Regions from separate parts of the Homo sapiens genome. Here region 1 is linked to region 2. Evidence: read pairs that join two places in POLR2A ChIA-PET (ENCODE). Cell type or tissue: GM12878. All regions are shown on one strand. Links, peaks and the distances in the headings refer to the core of each region. The heading gives the core; the rest is flanking DNA.

Region 1 (4,000 bases), core at 1-4,000, 54 kb before region 2:
TTGGAACACATATCCTTCTATATTTAATGTGTGAAGCAAGAAAGGAAATATGAATGCTTTCAAATTGAAATGAAGAAGTCTGCTTCAAAGGTTGTGCTATGAGCTTATCTTTTAAAACTATGTATTAATTTCCTGTGGGGGGGGGGAAATTAAAAAGATGAATCACTGCTTTTTCACTTGGCAGTTCCCAGAAGTAAGTATAGTTTCTTCTCTTACGTATTTGTTAAGGTTTCTAGGGTATAAGCAATATCAATGGTCTCTGGATAAGTTAAATAAAAGGGAAATTCCAAGCACAGATTTTCAAAATAGGTAAGGTAGGTTTATGTTGGGAAGAAATGCCAGAAAGCACATTTATTAACAAAGGAAGAGAAGAAGACCAAACTCACAGAACTGAAGAATAAAGAAGCAGATGCAAAAAGAAGCAAGGCTGTTCTGGGAAGCAGCAATGTTTAAAAAGCCTCAACAAATATTTTTGTTTCAAATGTAAAGTTCTAACAGAGTGTATCTGATATACAAGCACCCCAAATGGGGTAAGGCCCTCAAAGAACATCAAGCTGCTGTTGCCAAAGCTGCAGGGGACAATGCCGCATAGTAAAAAGCAACATATAAATGCTTCAAGGACATGCTATACGTGTTGCTACCCCTTGTTCTCTAAAGAAACCTAACAGATCAATCTCTCCTTTAGTTATGAGGAGAAAACAAATATAGTCTTGATATAATTAACAGCTTGCAGAAGCAGGTCTCAAATTTTTGGTCTCAGGATTCTTTTATATTCTTCTTAAAACGTTACTGCAGACCCTCAAAGAGCTTTCTGTTTATGTAGGTTATATTTGCTGATATTCACTGTATTAGAAACATAAATCAGAAAATTTTAAATATTTATTAATTCATTAGAAAATAACAATAAACTAATTACAAGGTAACATAAATAACATCCTTATGAAAAATTACGGCATTTACTAAGATAAAAGTTTAATGAGAAGGGTGACATTTGTTTTTCATTTTGAAAATCTCTTTAATATCTGGTTTAATATAGACGATAGCTGGATGCTCATAACTGCTTCTGTATTTAATCTGTTGTGATGTGTTATTTTGGTAGAGTGGGGTTTTTTTTTGAGACAGAGTTTTGCTCTGTCACCCAGGCTGGAGTGCAGTGATGTGATCTCAGCTCACTGCAGCCTCCTCGCCTCCTGGGTTCAAGCGATTCTCATGCCTCAGCCTCCCGAGTAGCTGGGATTACAGGCTCGGGCCACACACCCGGCTAATTTTTGTATTTTTGGTAGAGACAGGGTTTCACCATACTGGCCAGCCTAGTCTCAAACTTCTGACCTCAAGTGATCCACCCGTCTTAGCCTCCCAAAGTGCTGAGATTACAGGTGTGAGCCACCATGCCCTACCCTTGGTTAAGGCATTTTTAAAAATCTGGCTTTATACACATACGAAGCTGAAAATGGAGGAGTATTTTAATAGCTTTTTCAGAAAACTGTGGCTATTCTTGTTTGATTCTACACGAAACTGCAGTAAGTAAACTTTTCTTAATCTGTCACATTAAAATCCATCAGTCAGCTGGGCGCAGTGGCTCACTCCTGTAATCCCAGCACTTTGGGAGGCCAAGGCGGGTGGATCATGAGGTCAGGAGTGCAAGACCAGCCTGGCCAAGATGGTGAAACCCATTTCTAATAATAATACAAAAATTAGCCAGGGGTGGTGGTGGGCGCCTGTAATAACAGCTACTTGGGAGGCTGAGGTGTAGAACTGCTTGAACCCAGGAGGCGGAGCTTGCAGTAAGCCGAGATCACGCCACTATACTCCAGCCTGGGCGACAGAGAGAGACTACGTCTAAAAAAAAAAAAAAAATCCATCAGTCTATCTTGTAGTTTAAATAGATCTTTCATCCATGGATGACTTCATAACATCATGCATTGGTCATCTGGAAAATACTGGTTCACTGAGTTATGAAGATCTTCAAATATTGACACATTCATTAATTTTTTTTTTTTTTTTTCTGAGATGGAGTCTCACTGTTTCCCAGGCTGGAGTGCAGTGGTGTGATCTCGGCTCACGGCAACCTCCTCCTCCCGGGTTCAAGCAATTCTCCTGCCTCAGTCTCCCGAGTAGCTGGGATTACAGGTGCCCACCACCACGCCTGGCTAATTTTTTTTGTATTTTTAGTAGAGACGAGGTTTCACTATGTTGGCCAGGCTGGTCTCAAACTCCTGACCTCAGGTGATCTACCTGCCTTGGCCTCCCAAAGTGCTGGGATTACAGGCGTGAGCCACCGCGCCCAGCCTAAAAAATATTTTTTAAATGTCAGTTGTTAATATTACCAATCTTCAGAAAAGACTAAGTATTGGGAAGCTATCAAGCACATGAATACAAGTTTTCCAAAATTCTGTTTTTCACTAGAAAGCTTAAACTTTATCACTGGCAACAAATACTGTCACTTGTTTTATGTGACAGGTTTGCTTTACTCATTCTCAAGAAAATGACTGCCAAATACCCAAGTGTGAACAACTGTAATTTGTCAGTTGTTCTTCAGGTAAAATAGTATTCCATAAAAAAGCAGCTAGTTCAGCATGCAACTCTAATAATAACACAAGTGCTTTTCCTGGTAACCATCATGTTTTGGTATGCAGCAGAAACATTTTAGTCATACTTCCTCTTATTTTTTTTTTTTTCTTTTTTGACAGGGTCTTCACTCTGTCGTCCAGGCTCGAGTACAGAGGTATGATATCAGCTTACTGCAACCTCCACCTCCCAGGCTCAGGTGATCCTTCTGCCTCAGCCTCCCAAGTAGCTGACACCACAGGTGCACACCACCACACCCAGCTAATTTTTTGTATTTTTGTAGAGACAGGGTTTCACTATGTTACCCAGGCTGGTCTGGAACTCCTAGGCTCAAGCGATCCACTCACGTCAGCCTCCCAAAGTGCTAGGATTACAGGTATGAGCTACTGCACCTGGCCCATACTTTCTATTTCAACACACAAAATCCTGAAAAGATGTTTACTCAAGGCTCTAGAGTTAATAAAATTCATCCAGTTTTTGCTGCTTTACCAAAGACATTCTTTTTTAAATTTTTTTTTAATGGGAGTTCTGAGCTTTTAAACAACTGTGACTAACATTCTTAATTAAAATTGGTAGTTTTAAAAAAAATTGTGGCAGTGAAGAATACAATGACTACTAGTACAATTACTACCATCTTGATCACGCTAAGGAATCACCCATTTTACTCATCCTTGCTTTTGTACCATCAATGCAAATGCCAATGCATTGAAAAAGTCAAATAATGTTTTGGTTCTGCTTATGAAAACAGTTTTGACCTCATGGCTTCTCTGAAAGGGTCCTGGGGACCTCCAGAGATCCCTAGACCATGCACTGAGGGTTCTAACTTAACAAATAACTTACTTGATAAACTTTGCGAAAGATTCAATATACTTTTAAATAAATTGTTTTGGCACTTTACAAAGCTTAAATGCATGAGCAAGGCTCACTGAACCTAGGCGTCTGTAGAATTTTCCCGATCATTAACAGATTCCGTGACTGTAAATGAGAAACTTTTACAAAGTAAATTGAAGAGATGGATGAAATAATATCATTTAACAACTAGGAGATCAAGGTAATTGTGGTTGCCAACCTCAAAGGCAGCCCCCAATGCGCCTCACCTCTTGCGGAGTCCCATTCACACTCTACCAGAGTGAGTCTAGTCTGTATGACCAAGAGCATATGGTGGAAGTGATAATGTGTCACTTCCAAGATTAGACTCTACAAGAATGAGACTTCTGCCTTGGGTTCTTGCTCTCTTGCATGATTTGCTGTAGGAAAACAAAGCTGCCATGTTGCAAGCAGCCTTATCTGTGAAGAGGCCAGGAGCTGAAGTGTCCAGCCAACAGCCAGTAGGAAAGTGAGTCTTGTTAACAACTATGTGAGTAGGGAAGCAGTTGAGTCTTGAAATGACTGCAAACCTAGCTGACAGCTTGACTGTAACCTCATGAGAAAC
Region 2 (7,812 bases), core at 2,256-6,255:
CTCGGCCTCCCAAAGTGCTGGGATTACAGGTGTGAGCCACCATGCCCAGCCCTATTTTAAAGCTTTATATGTGTATTTATTTATTTATTTATTTTGAGATGGAGTCTTGTTTTGTCGCCCAGGCTGGAGTGCAGTAGCATTACCTTGGCTCACTGCAACCTCTGCCTCCTGGGTTCAAGCGATTTTCCTGCCTCAGCCTCTGGAGTAGCTGGCACTACAGGTCCCTCCCACCACACCTGGCTAGTTTTTATGAGATGGGGTTTCACCATGTTAGGTAGGCTGGTCTCGAACTCCTGACCTCAAGTGATCTGCCCACCTTGGCCTCCCAAAGTGCTGGGATTACAGGTGTGAGCCACGGCACCGGCCTATATGTGTTTTTAGAAACTGTCACCATAAATGAGAATATTACTTTAGGAACCATCTCATAAATGGGATAACATTTTATTAACCCAACAAATATTTGTTAAGTTCTATATAGTAGTAGGCCCTGGTGGTGTATAAAAATAAACATAAACATGGAACCCCAGCCTGGGCGACAGAGTGAGATTCTGTCTTAAAAACAAAACAAAGCTGGGTGCAGTGGCTCACGCCTGTAATCCCAGCACTTTGGGAAGCCAAGGTGGACAGATCACTTGAGCTCAGGAGTTTGAGACCAGCCTAGGCAACATGGCAAAACCCCATCTCTACAAAAAATACGAAAATTAGACGAGCATGGTGGCATGAGCCTGTAGTCCCAGCTCCTCAGGAGGCAGGGGTGGGAGAAGGGCTTGAGGCCAGGACATCGAGGCTGCAGTGAGCCGAGATAGCACTACTGCACTCCAGCCTGGGTGACAGCGAGACCCTGTCTCCAAACAAACAAAACGAAAATATCCCATGATACTGCCTTCTTGAAGCTACCATTCTAGAGGAGTCAAAACAAAAACAGACAGATGAAATAATTTTAAATTATGGCACTTTTATGAAGAAAACAAATGAGTTGAGAAAGAAAAATCAGGAAAGATTTAATTTAATAAGAGTGATCTGGGAAAGCCTCTGTGAGAAGATAACATTTAATTGAGCTGATGGTCATGAACCTGATTTGGAAAGAATACAGAAAAGAGCATTCCAGCAGCATTTGAAGTCAAGCAAGAGTTTGGCACATTAGTGGGACTGAAAGAAGCTGTGTCTATAGTGAATGAAGGACAAGAATGGCCAGAGAGCTAGGCGGGACCCAGGACATGCAAGGTCTGGTAGGTAGTTTGGATTTGATCCAAAAGGTAATAGAAAACCACTGACATGTTTGAAGATGAGGGATGACATTGAAGCAATTTACAGACAGTCCCTGACTTACTAGGGCTTGACTTAAAATTTTTTGACTTTACCATGGTGTGAAAGTGATATGTGAGTACTCATACAAGCATTCTGTTTTTCACTTTCAGTATGGTATTCAATAAATTACATGAAATAGTCAGCACTTTATTGTAAGATAGGCTTCATGTTAGATGATTTTGCCCAACTGTAGGCTAACGTAAATGTTCTGAACACATTTAAGTTAGGGTAGGCTAAACTCTTTCAATCCCAATAATTTGTTTGAATACTACATCTTCCGTGCATATACTTATATGTGCAAACATGTATATACTTATATATACAAATATGTACAAATATATACAGAAATAGAGTCATAGTATTCTATTAGTTGATTTGCCCTCGTAGTCGTCATAGTATTTATTGAGTGCTTATTATTCTAAGTGCTTTACATGTAATTTCTCTTTTAAGCCTCCCAACAACCTGTTTTAGAGGTGAGAAAACAGGAGCAGAGGAGTAACTTTCACAGAGTCATAAAGTTAGGTGGCACAGGTGAGATTTGAAATCAAGCACTGTGACCCTATAGCCTGTACTCCTTTTTTTTTTGAGACAGAGTCTCGTTCTATCACCCAGGCTGGAGTGCAATGGCGCGATCTCAGCCCACTGCAACTTCCACCTCCCGGGTTCAAGCGATTCTCCCTGCCTCAGCCTCCTGAGTAGCTGGGATTACAGGCACCTGCCACCACATCTGGCTAATTTTTGTAGTTTTAATAGAGACGGGGTTTTGCCGTGTTGGCCGGGCTGGTCTCAAACTACTGACCTCAGGTGATCCGCCTGCCTCAGCCTCCCAAAGTGCTGGGATTACAGGCCTGAGCCACCATGCCCGGCCTGTGGCCTGTACTCTTAACCGTACCCTAGGATCTGCCTCAATGTTTTTCATGGCTGCAGAGTATGGAATTAGGTCTGTTTTATAGCTTTGTTCACATTTTAAATATAATTTGGAAGGATTGGGAATGTGGTATAGGGAAGTTAGAACAGATACCCCTTTCCTGGAACCTAGGTAATTTTTTTCATTTTTTAAGTAGGTCAAACAGGTATATAGTAAAAAGCCACCTTCCCCTCTGCCCAGTTTCACTGCCTCCTAAAGTTAACTCCCATTGTTTGTGTATCCCTCTAGTTTCTTTTTGCCTGTACAAGCCAAAGTGAATGTAGTTTCTCTTTTTTTACACAAAAGATAACATACTATGCACACTCATCTGTGTCTTGCCTTTTTCACTTAACTGTGTATCTCAGGGATCTTTCCATAGCAATAACTGGCATCCCTCCTCCTCCTTCACCACAGCTGCATAGGATTTATTATATGGATCATTATTTAAGCAGTATCCTATTGATAAACATTTGGGTTTTTCAATATTTTGCTGTCACATTTTTTTCTCTAAATCAACTTAATTGAAATCAAATGTAGGGACAATAAAATGTACAGATTTTGAATGTAGAGTTCAGTGAGTTTTGACAAATGTCTCATCTGTATAATCACCATCACAATCAATATACGGTCATGGGTCACTTCACAATGAGGGTGCATTCTGAGAACTGCATCATTAGTTGATTTTACCCCTTCACAAACATCATAGAGTATATTTACACAAACCTAGGTAGTATAGCCTGCTACACACCTTAGCTGTACGGTATAGTCTCTTGTTCCTAGGCTATAAACCTGTACAAACCTGTAGGCAGTTGTGACACAGTAACAAGTATTTGTGCATCTAAACATAGAAAAGGTGCAATAAAAATATGGTATTATAATCTTATGGGACCACCATCATATATATGGTCCATTGTTGACCATATTATGTGGCACATAACTGTAGAACATTTCTACCAGTGTTGTCCCCATACACACTCATTTTATTTCTAACACTATAGTACGTACTCTTCTGTCTAGCTTCTTTTGCTCAGTATATCTGTGAGATTCATCTATTTTTTCTGTGTTATCAGTGATTTGTAACTTATGATTTCATTGTGTGAACATACCAAAATTTGTTTATCCATTCACTTGTTGATTGACATTTGGGTTGTCTCCAGTTTGGGGCTGTTATGAATAAAACTGCTAGGAACTGTCATGTACAAATCTTTGTGTGGACATATGATTTTATTCCTCCTGGGCAAATACCTAGTAGTAAAATTGCTAGGAGTGAGATTACTAGGTTATATGTCTGTTTAACTTTTTAAGCAACTGCCAGAGCATTTTCCAAAGTGTTTATATAATTTTATACTCCCACCACAATGTAGGTTTTCCAGTTTCTTCACATCTTCATTGATACATTGTATTTGTCAGTTATTTTACTTTTAACCATTCTAATGGGTGTGTGGTTGGCCAGGTGCTGTGGCTCACGCCTGTAATCCCAGCCCTTTGGGAGGCTGAGGTGGGCAGATCACGAGGTCAGCAGATCGAGACCAGCCTGGCCAACATAGTGAAACCCCATCTCTTCTAAAAATACAAAGTTAGCCACGTGTGGTGGCAGGTGCCTGTAGTCCCAGCTACTTGGGAGGCTGAGGCAGGAGAATCGCTTGAACCCGGGAGGTGGAGGTTGCAGTGAGCTGAGATCGCGCCACTGCACTCCAACCTGGGTGACAGAGCAAGACTTCATCTCAAAAAAAAAAAAAAAAAAATCATTGTAATGGGTGTGTAATGGTATATAATTGTGGTTTTAACTTGCATTTTCCTGATGACTAATGATGTTGTATCTTTCCATGGGCTTATTGGCCATTTATATATGCCTTTTTATGAAGTATCTGGTCTTGCCCTTTGTAAAATTGGGTTGTTTGTTATTTTTGACTTGAAAGCATTTTTTTCTAGTGGCTGGGTATTAGCTTTGGGGTCCAAGTGTCTGGTTGAGCTTTCTACTTTACCACTTAATAGTTGTGGAACCTTGTGGAAATAAGCTCTGTAAAGGCCCTTTTCCCTCTGTAAAATGGAGATAATAGCACATACTTCACAGGGTAGTTGTGGTTGTGACAAGTAATTTAAATAATGCATATATAGACTTATTATGGCATACTACCTGGCTTAAAGAGCTCAATAAGTGTTAGTGATTATTTTTGTTTTTAATACAAAATTGCATTTAATACAAAATTGCATTGTTTCCTGCAGCATCTTTTGAGTACCAAGTGGCAAGTGCTTTGAAGGATTGAAAGGTAAATTAGATGACTTGGATTTGCAGGGAAGATCTGTGCCCAAGTAATTCTTGTGTGAGGTATAGAGTGGCCTTGCCTGAGAATGCAGGCTCTATTTGGTACAATCCCAGGGTATTTCTTGAAAGCTTTGGCATTTGACTAATAATTCCTACTGTACTTCTCCAAGGCTGGTCAAAAGAAAGTTGATTGTTGCCTGTCCAGTGGAATTAACATTATAATTAAATTTAATTAATTAATTTATTTGTTTTTGAGACGGACTCTCACTGTGTCTCCCAGGCTGGAGTGCAGTGGCGCGGTCTCAGCTCATTACAACCTCTGCCTCCCGGGTTCAAGCAATTCTTCTGCCTCAGCCTCCCGAGTACCTGGGATTACAGGTACCCGCCACCACACCTGGCTAATTTTTTGTGTTTTTAATAGAGACAGGGTTTCCCCATGTTGGTCAGGCTGGTCTCAAACTCCTGACCTCAGGTGATCCTCCTGGCTCAGCCTCCCAAATGCTGGGATTACAGAAGCGAGCCACTGTGCCTGGCCTAACATTATAATTTTATAGAAAGAATGCTCTCTGCCAAGAGTGGTTCCAAGTGGTTAGTTCTAGGGAAGGTGAGAAATAAGATGAGGCAGAATTTAACCTCTATCACTGCCCAGGTGAGGTGACCTGATCAAGGAATCTACTTTCATTTATTTATTCATTTTGCCCGGGGGCATGGCATGCACTCACATGTGTGTTCGCGCTTGTGAGCAGTGTGTGTGCTCACTCCCAGCTCCCATTATGTTCCAGGCACCATGCTGTGTTCTAAAACAGCCATGAATGGGACAGGCGTGGTCTCTGTTCCCGATGGAGTTTATCTAGTCTGATGGAGAAGAAAGATATTAAATAAATAATTGCAATTGTGATACATAAATATCATGAAGGTACATATGGCATTGTGAGAATCAGTGCAGTGGGACCCCGTCTGGGGGGATAAGGATGTCAAGTTATGTTTGGATCTGCAGACCTGAACTTCAGACCCTGCCAAGGTTACACCATTCCTGGCAGCCAGCTGGTTTGCCTCTCTTAGGTGACAGCCTTTTCTTATCAGGCTCATTCTAACCCAAATGCAAATACCTATAGACCTGCACCGTTTCCTCCTGTTCACCCCCCAGGTCTGTTATCTTTCTCTGCCCTGCAGACTGTTTTTTAGGAAGTAGTTTTTGTCTTCTCTAAAATTTTAACCTCCATGTTTTATTTTGATGAGGTAATGTGTTTGGCTAGAGGACCCCCTTTTCATCACTAGGCCTAATTTTGCACTTCCTCAATCTTAATGTTTCTGGATTTCATTTTCCATGTCAGGTGATCTCTAGTATATCTCCATTGTTATATTTTTATTACATCACTATGGAATTTCCACCTACAGATAATTTGTGTAATTTTTTTTCCAACAAGATTTTTATTCTGTAACTGCCATTCTTCACATTCTCCTCTATTCTGCCCATCAGTCCCCTATTTCCATAGAATTAGTAATCTGGAAGTATTATTTTCCATAAGGAATTTGTCCTCTTCTTTGTTGAAACATAGATTTTCTGTCTGCTCTCCAAAAATACTTAGTAAAGTAAATGAACTTAAGGAAAAGTCAGTAGATTTCCCCTACTATCACATATTCTTTGGACAGTTGAACTGGATAAAATTTTTCACAAGAGGACATTACACAATTTCCTTTGTAGCTGTAAAGTATTTCACTTGATTATTATTGCTTGATTTAGACAGAAATGAATAGATCACAATCATTGTTTCATCTTTTTTGGCAGTTTATAATTTCGGTTGCAGTATAGTTTATTTGAAACATTTCATTTGTAATATTGTGTAACTGCGTACATAATATTAATATTAAGTAGACAAAGAGTCCATTAGTGTTAAAGTACAAAGGCTATTCAGGTTGGAAGAATGTTTTTTTGCAAATTCACAAGAGGTTTAAATACAAAGCAAATCCTAGAAAAAAATGGGAAATATCTACTGTCTTACTAGGTTTACTTAATAAAAAGTAGGGAGGAATTTTTGAGTGTCTAGTAGATTTGAATAGTACAGACAACTAATCTAGACTACTGAGCATAACCCCCCCAATACACTTCTATCTTGTTTTGTTAGGATTCAGACAAAAGCACATTTTTAGTTTATATTAATTATAGATATATAAACCTAACTTTACTCTTTCTTTTATTGTGGTGAAATATAGATAACAAAATTTGCCATTTTAACCATTTTTAGTTGTATAATTCAGTGGCGTTAATTACGTTTACACTGTTATGCAGTCATCACCACCATCTATTTCCAAAACTTTTTCGTTACCACTCCAAACAGAAACTCTAACCATCAAGCCATAACTCCGTATTCCTCTCCCCAAACTCAAGCTAACCTCTCATCTACTTTCTGTCTCTATTGAATTTGCCTGTTCTAGGTACCCCATATAAATGGAATCAAATAATATTTGTCATTTTGTATTTGGCTTCTTTCACTTAGCATAATGTGTTTTGTTTTATTTTTATTTACCATTTTATTAATTGTTAAGCATACAGTTCAATGGCATTAAGTACATTCATGTTGCTGTGCAATCATCAGTACCATCTATCTCCAGAATTTTTCATTACTCCAAACTGAAACTCTGTACTTATTAAATAACTCCCTATTTCCCCCTCTTCCCAGCCTCTGGTAATCACAGTTCTATTTTTTGTTTTTATCAATTTGACTACTCTAGAATATAAATGGAATCAACAATATTTGTCCAGTTGTATCTGGCTTATTTTACTTAGCATAATGTCTTCAAGGTTCATTCATGTTGTAGTATGTATCAGAATTTCATTCATTTTTAAGGCTGAATAATATTTTATGTATATACCACATTTTGTGTATCTATTCATCTGTTTATAGGCATGGGTTGTCTACCATTTGGCTGTTGTGGACAATGCTGCAGTGAACATTGGTGTACAAGTATCTGTGTGAATCTGTTTTTAATTCATTTGGACATATCTAACAGTGGAATTGTTGGGTCATATGGAAATTCTATGTTTGGCTTTTTGAGGAACCTCCAAACTGTTTCCCACAGCAGCTGCACTATTTTATATTCCCACCAGCAATGTACAAAGATCCCATTTTTCGATTTTTTTTTTTTAATTGTAGCCATCCTAGCAGGTGTAAAGTGGTGTCTCGTTATGGTTTGATTTTCATTTCTTTTTTTTTTGGTGTGGGGAGTCCCTTTCTGACAGAATTCATTTCCTGAATGACTACTGATATTGCACATCTTTTCATCTTCTTATTGGTCATTTGTGTATTTACTTTGAAGAAATGTCTACTAG

The links. ChIA-PET counts read pairs that join two places held together with the same protein. Peaks named below come from ENCODE experiments on the same cell type or tissue, not always from the same donor. Only the 100,000 strongest peaks of a DNase experiment are listed, where the experiment ranks them.
Region 1: POLR2A ChIA-PET joins it to region 2 with 6 read pairs; 14 of 35 experiments call an interaction of 5 or more read pairs at or near these places.

Annotation. Positions count from the first base shown.
Region 1 is chr16:69,378,815-69,382,814 of GRCh38, forward strand. All of the region lies in intron 3 of TERF2 (telomeric repeat binding factor 2), which reads right to left. Among named protein-coding and RNA genes, the nearest start is that of TERF2, 5.2 kb to the right of the region's middle. In GM12878, for the core only: no CTCF peak of the experiment used is centred there; no DNase peak of the experiment used is centred there.
Region 2 is chr16:69,430,922-69,438,733 of GRCh38, forward strand. The region is part of intron 1 of CYB5B (cytochrome b5 type B); the gene reads left to right. Among named protein-coding and RNA genes, the nearest start is that of CYB5B, 10 kb to the left of the region's middle. RefSeq lists a silencer at 5,605-5,654. In GM12878, for the core only: no CTCF peak of the experiment used is centred there; no DNase peak of the experiment used is centred there; H3K27ac peaks cover 471 bases.